Linked DNA regions of Mus musculus: region 2 is linked to region 1. The links are chromatin loops, found by intact Hi-C in ENCODE. Cell type or tissue: left cerebral cortex. All regions are shown on one strand. Each heading gives the region's core, and the rest is flanking DNA. Links, peaks and the distances in the headings are about the cores only.

Evidence for each region. Peaks named below come from ENCODE experiments on the same cell type or tissue, not always from the same donor. Only the 100,000 strongest peaks of a DNase experiment are listed, where the experiment ranks them.
Region 2: it touches region 1 in a loop (2.5-fold over the local background); 3 of 42 quality-filtered maps call a loop at or near these places.

Annotation. Positions count from the first base shown.
Region 1 is chr13:110,537,322-110,543,036 of GRCm38, forward strand. No RefSeq gene overlaps it. Among named protein-coding and RNA genes, the nearest start is that of Gm32990, 29 kb to the right of the region's middle. In left cerebral cortex, for the core only: no CTCF peak of the experiment used is centred there; DNase peaks (open chromatin) are centred at 3,506, 4,328 and 4,646; H3K27ac peaks cover 2,659 bases.
Region 2 is chr13:110,442,061-110,447,775 of GRCm38, forward strand. No RefSeq gene overlaps it. Among named protein-coding and RNA genes, the nearest start is that of Plk2, 50 kb to the left of the region's middle. In left cerebral cortex, for the core only: no CTCF peak of the experiment used is centred there; DNase peaks (open chromatin) are centred at 1,544, 2,603 and 4,606; H3K27ac peaks cover 2,668 bases.

The DNA.
Region 1 (5,715 bases), core at 503-5,502:
CACAAATATAAAACCGATCATGCAACATGTACAAACTGTGGCTTTAAGTGTTATATATATTTAAACTGCCTTAGAAATCCCCTAATGCACTAATAGAAGAGGTTTAAACTTGCAAGTTGCATTAGAAAAAGCAAGACTGTGAAGCAAGTTGGTAATGAGGCCCACGGCAGGACCTTCATGTCCTCACTGGATGAACTAAATGACATATGATTGCTATTGTTTTTCCATGTCTGAACAAACTTTCTGTAAGCAGGTGTGACTGGGTTCCTGTGCACAGAACATTAATTCTTGATCACAAGGCCACATTCTCCATTGTCACAGCTCTCAGAGTATTTCATCACTCTGGCTGGCACATTCTGAATCTCTCACTTTGGGAAGTTTGCTAGCATTGATATCCTTATTCGGATAATAGTCGCCATGTACCTACAGTCTCTTTGGAAGAAAAGTCTATGTGGCCTTTCCAAATTGCCTAGCATTACATTCAATAAAGCAAGTTTTATCCCATAATAATTTTATGTAGGTAAATCAATCATCAAATAAGAAAGAAAATCTACTAATAGAAAAGAAAGGATTGCTCCCCTTTTTAAACACCCTTTTCTTTCCTGGCGTTTCTCTATGCTACAATTCTCCTCCTGCTCACTGGCTTCTGCAGCCCTGATTTTAGAGATACACTGTGTCAAGAGGTCCTAGATGTCAGGCACGCTACAAAGAAACAGATCAAGGGCTGTGCCAAGATATTTGACATTGTTTCCAAAGTATGTGATTATTTCAGCACAGTTAACAAAGTCGGCTTGCACTTCGCATCTACCCCTTCAGTGCTCATGGAAAACTACTTAAAGGCAGTGCCAAATTTATCTATATGCACTTTAGTCCCCATGGAAAAATCAGAGGTCATCATTGCAACTTTGTTCATGATACCGGCAGTCAGGGAGCAGAAGACGGAAGCTGTTATGAAACATCTGTATCCACACGGGTAGACAATTGCCAACCCCTGATCTGGGTTAGACAAAGGCCAGGGTGAGCAGGAAACAGGCTGCAGCAGTGACGCAAGGGAAGCTTGCTGGGGCTGCTCAACTCCCTTACTTAAGAGAGAACTGCAACACTGATGCCCAGGACAACAGAGCCCCTGTGTTTACTCTGACTCATACACAGTCCCCATGTTAATACTTTTCAGATTGTAGCTGTCTTTAATTAATAAGACGATCATTTGCTCTAATAGGATAAAGGTAGTGAAAGGCTGGTTAATACAAAACTCAAGGGAATGTGAACAAGGGAAGACAACAAAACCTTTATTGTTTCCTAGTTACCAGCGCATTTTCCCTTTACGAATTACTTCAGAGAGTATGATTTCAGATATATCATGGTGCCTCCTATCCAGTGCAAACGGGGAAGTACTACAACCAGGCTAATCTCTGGCCTTCCCTTCCCCAAATTCATTCCTTAGAATTACAATCTCAAATGAAAATGTTGGTATTGCCTGCATCACTGGCCTTTGTATCATAAGTATTATCGGGGAACCAAGGGTTGAGAAGGGGAGAAAAGTACAAGGAACAGGACCTGAAGAAATGAAGGCCAGTTAAGAGTGATGTTTTTAAGTCAATGACCATCCTTATAACCACAGAATAGTGCAGCTCTCAGCCGTCAATTCAGCCTTATACCTACAGAATCATGTAGCTGTCAGCCCTCTTTAAAGCAACTTCTTTTTGCAGCAGATGGTGACCATTACAGTGGGACCACCTAAGGTTCAGGGGGCAGCAAGATTGCAAGAGCCTGAGGACCAGGAGACAAGCTTTGAAATGGGGTATATTGGATATGACACAGTGCTTCACCCACAAAATCATAACACGGTGGCTGCCTAAGCATGACCTGCCCAATGGCACAAGTTGACATACCAACACAGACAGTGTAAATATCACAAGGCCTCACCCCTAAATGAGCTACAGACAATTAATTGCTACTAAGAGAGGGATTATCTGTCTTCTCTGGGAAAGAGCTTTGATGGATCATCCAATCCTACTTGGTTGCCCTTAAACAAATAATTCCTAGTGAGCAACACTAAATGGACTCAGCTGGCTGTACATACACACACACACACACACACACACACACACACACACACACACACACAGAGGCATATGTCACAAAAATAAAGAAGAGGCCAAGAGTTTCCATGGTCGTGGGAGGCCTGGGGTGAGCAGAGTCGAGAGCTCTGGGGATGGAAAGGATGTAAATACAGTATTCATGTCTTGATTTTCAATAAACTAAAAAAAAAAAAAAAAAAAAAAAAAAAGAAAAAAGAAAGAAAATTTTCATTAAGACCAATGTGGTACACAGCTACAAGGAATGGCAGTCTTTTCATATTCACATCTGTAAATATGAAGTACTTATCATTCTATTTGAGAATACTGTGACTTCAAATTCCACTGAAGTTAAAAATACTGAAAATAATGATTAATCAAAAGAGTAAATATGTATGTGGGAACAAAGCGCTTATAAAGCAAACCCACTTTGTGTGGGTTCTGTGTCTGTGAATATGCTCAACCCAACCTTCATAGGTATTTGCATGATTTAACCAAATAACACATACCATCATTAAAAATTTTACATTGATATGCATGGGAGGTTTATTTTAGTACACAGTCACATATTGTGACATGCCTTTTACTGGGGTTGTTATTGTATTTTGGTTTTGATAACTAAATCAGTGAACTAGAGAAATGTGGCAATTAGCAACTTCACATTGACCTTTGTTCATCTGGGCATCCGTTAATTTATGCAAGGCTTCAATTCTGCTACAAGGTTGACTATCAGTTCGCTGTGTGAGAAGAAGTGTTGTGAATTCATGTGTGGGGGAGCTTGGCCTTGTTGGAAAACCCTGCTTTGTGTTTTAGGTTGAAGGTCAGGGAGCTTTATCTAATAACCACTTAGATTTTGTTTTTCAGAAAATACATATAGATAAGTGAGTAGAAAAGTATGTGTTGATATTTGGAATAATGAGTTTGTTTACTTATTATAATAAAGCTCAGCTGATCATTGGTATCAATAACCCTGCTACATAAGGCCACTCTAGGAAAACCAATACAATCAGTTGATGGGGCATGGATATACTCCTTTGGTTATAAAAGTTATACTTCTGAGGATATGTTAGAATGCTGTGATTCTTCTAATTACCATGTTACCATCAGTAAATTAATTTGTTTTTAACATTGGACAGTTCACTCTAATTTTACTTTGGAAAACTTGGACTCTTTCTGAGCATGCCACAGGGCAGCTGGAAGAGCATTCGACTTAATGAGGTGAACTCCCGCACACAGAGGTCTTCACGTGTGTAATGATGATCTTTAAATACAGCTTTCATCACCTCTACATCTCTGTGACATCCTGATGTCATTTGTTCCTTCACGTCCTTTTGTTCTTTCTTTATGCTACGTGTGACTAATGCGATTCAAATATGCCTGTAGCCATGGAAACTATACGAAGGCGGAAATGTGAGTGTACTCATTTGCAGGCCTCCACATCACCCAGCCAGCTTCTCCGTCACTGAAATATGCTTTATGAAACTATTGGACACAAATAACTGTGGCTATGTCTGATATTCCACAGTAACTCGTTCCTTTTTAAAAGTGATAGTATTTGTGTTAGGAATCACTACTTGTCCATACTGCCTTGAGGTCATGTGGGGGAGTCCACCAACCTCAGTCATACAGTTAGATGTGTGATTTCTGTGAAAATGCTAAGAACTGACAGGGCATATATAGTAAGCACATGCTTGTCGAGCCACAGTTGCTGAGTGCCAGTGAATGGAACTCAATTGGTGCCAGTCGCCATTTTGAGATCTTGATTTATCTTTCATAGCTGCCAAAGTGAAGATATATTGTTCTCCGTCCATTTTAATTAAGGTCCCTTTTTTATTTGCCTACTAGGTGACTTTTATCCATTCTCTGTACTTATCACATTTGATTTTATTTCATCTATTTGTTTCTGTCAGTCTGTTTTCCTTTCTTTTTGCTTTTATTTCTAACTCATGGAGTCGTTAACTGGCAGAATTGGAGAGGAACACAGACGATACAGTTTAACACATGCATTTTATAACTGTGACAAGCCCAGCCCCCCAGTAGAACAGCCAACTCATAATCTTCCCCTTTGATCACAGGCACACTAAGCATACATGTCCCAGAATAAACTCTGACATCTCTGCAAAAGTGTTCCTCCCACAGCGCTTCTGATATAACAAATGTTGTAAGCCTGCACTCAAATGCTTAGGCCAAAATTCCCCCAGGCCATCCCTGAGTCTTGGTTTCCTCTCCTAGCCTGGCACCCAACCTATCAGCCAGGCTCAATTCAGGTCTCATCTCAACACAATGCCATCTTCCTAAGATCCCTGACTCCCACTCCACAACCTACTCTGTCCTCACCATGAATCATCTATGCGGAGCTACTGTGATTGGCAGAATCACTGTCAGCATGCTATGACGTAAGTCCCTTGAGGACAAGAGCTTTGCATATCTTGTTTCCTATGGTACCCTTAGCTTTAGAATAATCCTGGAACACAGAAAATGCCCAGTCATAATATAACTGGAAAAAAAAAAAAAAAAAAAAACAGTCCATGTATCTTAGCTGAGTCACTGAGCTGTAGTATCATGTGACTGTGGAGTGGCAAAGCTGAGAAGAGACAGTGAGGGTGCTCTACTTCCCCAGCATGCTCCCTATAATTAGCTGCCTCTCCTTGCTTTGTTTTTTTCTCCTAAAGCCTTAAGCATCTTGTACCATAGAGTATTTCCAACCCAAAGAAGGACCTACATGTATGTAGTTAGTTTTATGCAGTGTTCCTGGTTTCTTTCTTATTTTCTTGGTGTTCCTTTAACTTTGCAAGACCCTATGAGTTAGTTCTTCCTAAAAGCCAGTGACTATGCTCTTTTCCTTTAGAAGCAAACCGTTCTCATATTCCAACCTTTCTTTGGTCATTCAATGCCCAGTCCATCAGTGAGTAGGAGATAGCTCTGAATAAAAACCTTAAAATAATACAAACTAGAGTTGTTTATTAAGGTAGGCTTGGACCATGCCTCCCCCCTGCCCCCTGTATTTCAAGAATTTTTTGCAGTTGGCAGAATTTGAGATCTTGTGATTAGTAGGTCTGAGATGACCATTTTCTTAACACCTGTTGCCTAGGGACTACACTCAACTCCAAAAAGCCACTCCTCTAAAGCAGCTGTCCACATAGCTGTGGTGAAATGGAAGCCATGGGGACGATATCCTTCTTGATTTATTTCTCTAAAGCTAGGTGGTAAAACTCGCTGAAGAGTTAAGATGACTTAGACACCATCAGAAAGCACTCTTTGTGCAATGAACAGTGCTTAGCACACAAAAGACCTCACAACTGATCAACATGCAGAGAACGTGTCAGTAGAGTGCCTAGCCACAAATGGAACAACTATATCACAGCCCCTACACAAAAGCTCTAGGACCATCATGAACAAGGACTGGAAGAGATTGCAAGAGCCAGAGCTTAGGGGAGACCAGAGTGATGCAATGTATTCTGGACATGAAAGAACCACTGTACTCAGGAACTCACAACAGCTGCGCTTGCGTGCACAAAGCCTTCCAAAGATCCAGTCAACATTCTACCATGGAGAGAAAAAAGATCCATATGCCCAAACTCCTAAGTGGGGAGATGGGGTCTATGAACACTTGAGGGTTCTAAGAAAGAGAGGGTTA
Region 2 (5,715 bases), core at 369-5,368, 95 kb before region 1:
TTTCTTTCTGCCGTGTTTTATTCCTTTTCCTGCAGTTCACATCTGCACCAGTCCAACTCCTTCTGTAGCCCTGTCTTTCCAGTCAACTTCTACAAATGACTAGTTCCCCATTAGCCACACAAACCTGGGGAAGGCATCTTGCCCTTCTTGCATACCTTCTCAAACAACTGATCCGTTATACAATTTTAAAACGTGAGATATTTGGGGGGTATCTATCTTGTCGTAGGGCAGGAAATAAAGATAAATGTAGCCTCTGGCTTGCAAGAATGCTCCCGAAAGCTAAAATAGCAAACCACTCTCTCTTTGTCCTTGAGACTTTTAGATCCATGACTCTTAGAATTTGTTAAGTGGCTCAGCTAGAGGAAATGAAACTTAGATATCTAAAAAAAAAAAAAAAAAAAAAAAAAAAGAAAAAAAAGTTAGTTTTCCACCCTAATGTTTTTGGCCTATGTGCTAACTTTCAACTGTTCCCAATGACACTGTGACTCCTTGCTCAGCTAAGCTTGATAAGAAACCTTCATCCAAGGGACCTGTTCTAAGGAGCCAAAGAAGGAACAGTGTCTAGGTCCTCAGGCCCTGTAAGCATAAGATGCTCATGGCAGATCCAGAGTCACGGGCGGTTCGGGGGGATCCTTTCCAGTCTTCAAAGAGAGACATGTAAGAGTGCCGCCTTCCCCCGAGGCTTCTAATCACCAGTCAGTACTCCTGTCTCTGATAGACGTTGTTCAGACCTCAGGCCATTTGCTAAGAATGCAACCTGCTCCAAAACTCTATTAGATACACAGATGAGATCAGATCTTGCGATGTCATGATTCAGTGGGGTCCCAAGCCCTTTGATGACAGCCTTTGTTCTCTATCTGCCTGCTCTATTATCTGAGACCTACCTTATGGGATTCTTTCTGAGCTATAATGACTTATAAAACTACAGGTTGCTTGAGGAATACTGTTATCACAACCAGTGAGAGTTGCTGGACCATCCAATATGTTCAATAAGTACTTGCTTTAAATTAAGTTGAACTCAGTCTTATCCTGGAGGGAGGAAACTACTTCTAGGCATAACATTGATCACTTCAAAATGTGGGTTCCACTAGACAAAGGTTAAGGACACTTACTGCTGAAGGTGGCTACTCCAAAGAAAGTCAAGTACATTTTCGAGTTTTACACTAGGAGAGCCAGTGATTGTTTTTAAGTAAATTGTGTAGATAGACATAGATAAGCTGCTATTTAATCCAACATGTGCTTCTTAATTATGCTTTTTTTTTAACTAAGAAAAGTGTGAGAAATCTAATGTACATTTCTAATTCACACTATAATATCATGGATTGTATAGAAATTGTGGCATGGTGTTAAATAAATGTAGAAACCCATGAAACTTGGAGCTCAACACTGACACACGAACAGTCTGACTTGGGAAGGGAAGAGGTTATGACCTTTCTTGTGGCTTTTCTACAATCTCGCTTAAGTTCACATCAGAGAATCCTGCTTCTCTTCAGAATGCCTAGTTCTGTCAATTCCTGGCAGGCGTTAGATTACATAGAGCCTTAACACTCTAGAAATAGCTTGTTTTAATCTAACTGTTGGCACAGTGGGTTTTCCTTGAGCTTGCTAAGAGTGCCCCGAAAACTCTGTGGCTTGTTGGAGATTTCAATAGCTCTCCAGCAGGGGTTCACTTCCATCCTTGGTTTTCTGGTAAGAGTTCTTGTCTCCTGAGCCAGAAATAAACGTTGGTTATTGATTGTAAAAATACAACCCGAAGACTTATTCGATCTTTCAATGAAAATATCAGAAAAAAAAAGACTTCTGCTGATAATCAGGTTTCTCCCTTCTGGTTGCTTGTGGTTGTGTTGAGAAGACAAATTATTAACTAAACAATCATCAAGGTGATTAGGCATTGCCAATATGGCCATGTGTGGCTCGTAGTAAGCCAGTATTTAGCTTAGGAAGAGTAAAGTAGATTTCAGATCTGTGGGTGAGTGTTAAGAGAGACTGGCATTCAGGATTTTTAAAGGGGGGGTTTAGTTCACTACTCAAAGAGTATCTATCATATGATTAAGTTTTCCTTCATTTAACGGTTACCTTCCCGAGACATTGAAAACCAGATCAGATACCTACAGGAAGGGCATGCAGAGGGCATTGCTAAAGCCTGGGAGACACGGGAGTATGGATATGACCACAAAGATGCCTTTCCAACATCTATAGGAATGTAATGGAACAACTTAGTGAGCAAGGAATGAATGCTGTGGTTGATTCCCAGGAGAAACCAGACACTGCCCCCAGCAACCCGTACCTGGCAAAATGATCATGATAGTTCAGTTAATTTGATTCATGTAACATATTTTAGAAATCACTTGTAACAAAAGTCGGCAGAAGAATTTATCTTCAGATTTGGAGCAAACTCTTACCTGAGTTGCCTGTGTTCTTTTATGTAACTGGGTAAGTGCTGACTCTGCACTGAGCTTAACGGTGTGTGCATAGTTTCCACTAATGAGAGAGATTAAACACCAGGCAACTCACATACACAGCTTCCAAAACTTCAAGGCATTTTCAAAGCAAACGATTCCTACTTTGAAGACTGCAGTGGAATCTAAACTCTGTTTCTAAATGTTTGAAGGATTCCTTCTGTGCCAAGAGTTATAAGCAGAGTGTGTATATTATTTCTCTCTCCTTTTGGCTGGTTCCTAAATTTTAATTTGAATCTTAGAAAATTTGAGAGGAAAGGCAGTAGATAACAGGGTTGGGTGCCAAGGCTTGGAATTAGGTTTGGACCTGAAGCCCAGCATCGATGCTTATTTGAGGCTGAGCCAGTGACCATCTCTGGTCTTCATTCCCTGACATTTGATAAAGTTTATCGCTGAGCCTCACAGTATGTTTGCCTGTCTTTTCTTCTCAATTCACTTCTTTGAGGCTTATGGGTAAAACAGAGAGCCACACTTATTGTGCTGTGGCCATTGTCCTCCTGTGACTCTGAGTGACTAGTTCTTGCTTTTGAACTCTGGCCAATTTTCTCCGGTTAACAGCAAAGTGCCAGGGGAAGGAAAACACATAAAGGGGTTGGGCCAGTTGTCCTCTGAAACACTTAGGATGGAAAGGTCAGAGAAGTGGGGGATGGGCCAAGACTCAAAAGCAGCCATTTGCTGCTTTTGGTGTTCTAGGCCTGAGTTTTTCTTCACAGTTGAGATCACAGCCCAGCTTCCTGACTTTGGGTTTCAATTTGGCCTAATGTGCTCTTCGTATGTACAGTGTGCCTGTGGGTTGTTTTCACAGAACTACACAGACTTTCGGTTGAGGAGAGCCTTTCAGTCTCATACCAGGGATGCTTCTATCTTTCAAAGCATTCCTTCCAAGTCAGGATGAACTGGTCGTACTGGTAAGAAATCCTGCCTCAGGGAAAAGCTGGCTGGGCTCTGTCTGCTGCCCACTCATTTCTAATTGCTCTTTACCTGCAGAAACCGGGCCATGCTAAGTCTGCAGAGCCTAGAACAGCCTTCAGGACCATCGTATCCTCTCCTCAGATGTGTGTCGCATGACAGGGTCAGAAACTGTGTGGTCTCTCAAAGCTCTGTTCCTGAGGCTCTGGCTGTTCCTTATCCATAGGGCAGATGCTTGTCTTCTGGTGACCTCCAGATCTAGCCAAACTCTGCAGAAACAAAACAAAACAAAACAAAACTCTTTCTGGAATATTCTACTAGGATTTCCACACCCAGAGCGAACCTTACTTACTTTCTATAATATCGTTCTGTTCACACAGGACCGAGATTTCTGCCTAGTTTTTGCACATTCTTTCCAATCTATTTCACTTAACCAAAAGTCCGCAAATTTGGTGTGAAGGATTACCATAATTCCTTGCTATGTGTGCTCATGACAAAGTTTCAGGTTAAGATTCTCCCATTGGTCTTCTGTTGCTGGTGTGGAAACTTTAGTCATAAATAACTATAACCCTCTCGGGAGTGTGAAGTTCCAAATATTAGATTCCCTCATGAACTCTCACATTTGTGAAGTACGGTGTTCTTAAAATTCAGTTAATGTCAGTTGAGTGTTAAGGGTCCTGTTTAGTTCCGAACTGTAATGGTTGTTGCATAACTAATGCAAATTGGAAGTAACTGATGTGGTTTTGTTTTGTTTTTTCCTAGATGAGATGCAGGAGGTAAAAGCCACGCCCCCATGCTGCTCAGCCAACAGAATCAATTTGGCATCCTGTTGCTCTCCCTGGCTTTTCTTGCCTCATAGCCTTTGGTGAAATGTAGTTTTGTGGATATTTCTTATGGGCAAAATAGGAATCTCTACTTTTGGGACGACATCTTACGTTAGTGAGGATTATGCTCAGAGGATTAAATGCCCTTTACAATAAATTAAGAGCAATGATCATACTGCTTTCATCTTGTAATAGGACGATATAACTTAAGGAATAGAATAAGCCCTGTGTGGCTCAATCATGTCTGTGCTTTGCTCAGTGATGCGATGTGGGTTATACATCCCCAGAAGCAGATTTTCTCAGCAGCAACATTTATGGTACAGCAGGCTAACTCATGGCCAAATCCTATACCGTGCTGTTACTTGGCTGTCTCCCTCCCCCAGGCTTTTATTTTTACCTTGTGTTCTATCAGTAGAGCTGAGGTCTGTGGTCATGTGGAAGTCATGCTGCACTTTTAGGCTCCCCATCTGCCAGTTGTCTGAGTGGTGTTCTCTCTCTAGAGACATCTGTTTGTCGTTCTCTCTCTAGAGACATCTGTTTGTCTGCCACCCTTGCTGTTCCTGCGTGAAACGTCATGACCATCGATTTGTCAGTAGATTGGCTAAGGTATCACTCCATATTCAGACCTATTTGCAGATGCGGTATTTAGAAATGAGACATTTTATAGTTATCTTAGTCATATTTTATAGCATCGGGCCATGGTACCTATCATTTCTCTGTGAAAAATCAACATTTCTGTCTTCCTTTGGGTGTGGCCAGGACATAGGACTCAAGAATCACACTGTTCAGGTTCATTCCTGTGCTAACTCTTTATTCCTTTAATAGTACTGAATAACAACAGTATTGTCATGAGAGGGTACAGAAAGTGTTTCGTTCTCAATGTTGCATTACCAGTCAGCATGGCTCGGTGGCTCTCAGCACTCTTGGTAGCTGCTTCAGTGGTTATTTTTATAATTTTATAATTGTCAATGGGAGTCAAGAAGGAAGAGCGATGAAATCAGATTCCCCAAATAAATGTATGTACTTAGGCATGCGTGACATACATGTATGTTTCAAGAGAAGGAATAAATGCTCAAGGAGAGCACGAAAACTTTTGTCACAGATCAATCCTGAGGGGCTGACAGGAAAAAGAATCACTGTTCACAAAGCCTGTAACCAACAGAATATTTATGAAAGTTGTAAATGGGAGCCGACCTAGCATAACTCCAATGTGGAATATTCTACTACAAAGAACATTCTAGAAGAGAATCAGATCGGTGTGGAAGAACTCCAAGGAACATTTCTGTGGGACAAAGGCAGACCAGAATCTTCCCCTGCTGTGCTAGGCCAGCCTGGAGTTCAAGGCCTGACCTAGACAAGTGGCCTGCGTCGAGCCTGAGGGTGTGCAGCTGGCCTCTTCATGTATCCAGAAGGCTGCTGAGAAGGGTCCACAGATGTCCCGTCACCCTGTGCTGCACTATGGGATTTTTTTTCTCATAGCCTAAAATGTATTATGTTCCATGAGATCACAGTTTATACTGAGG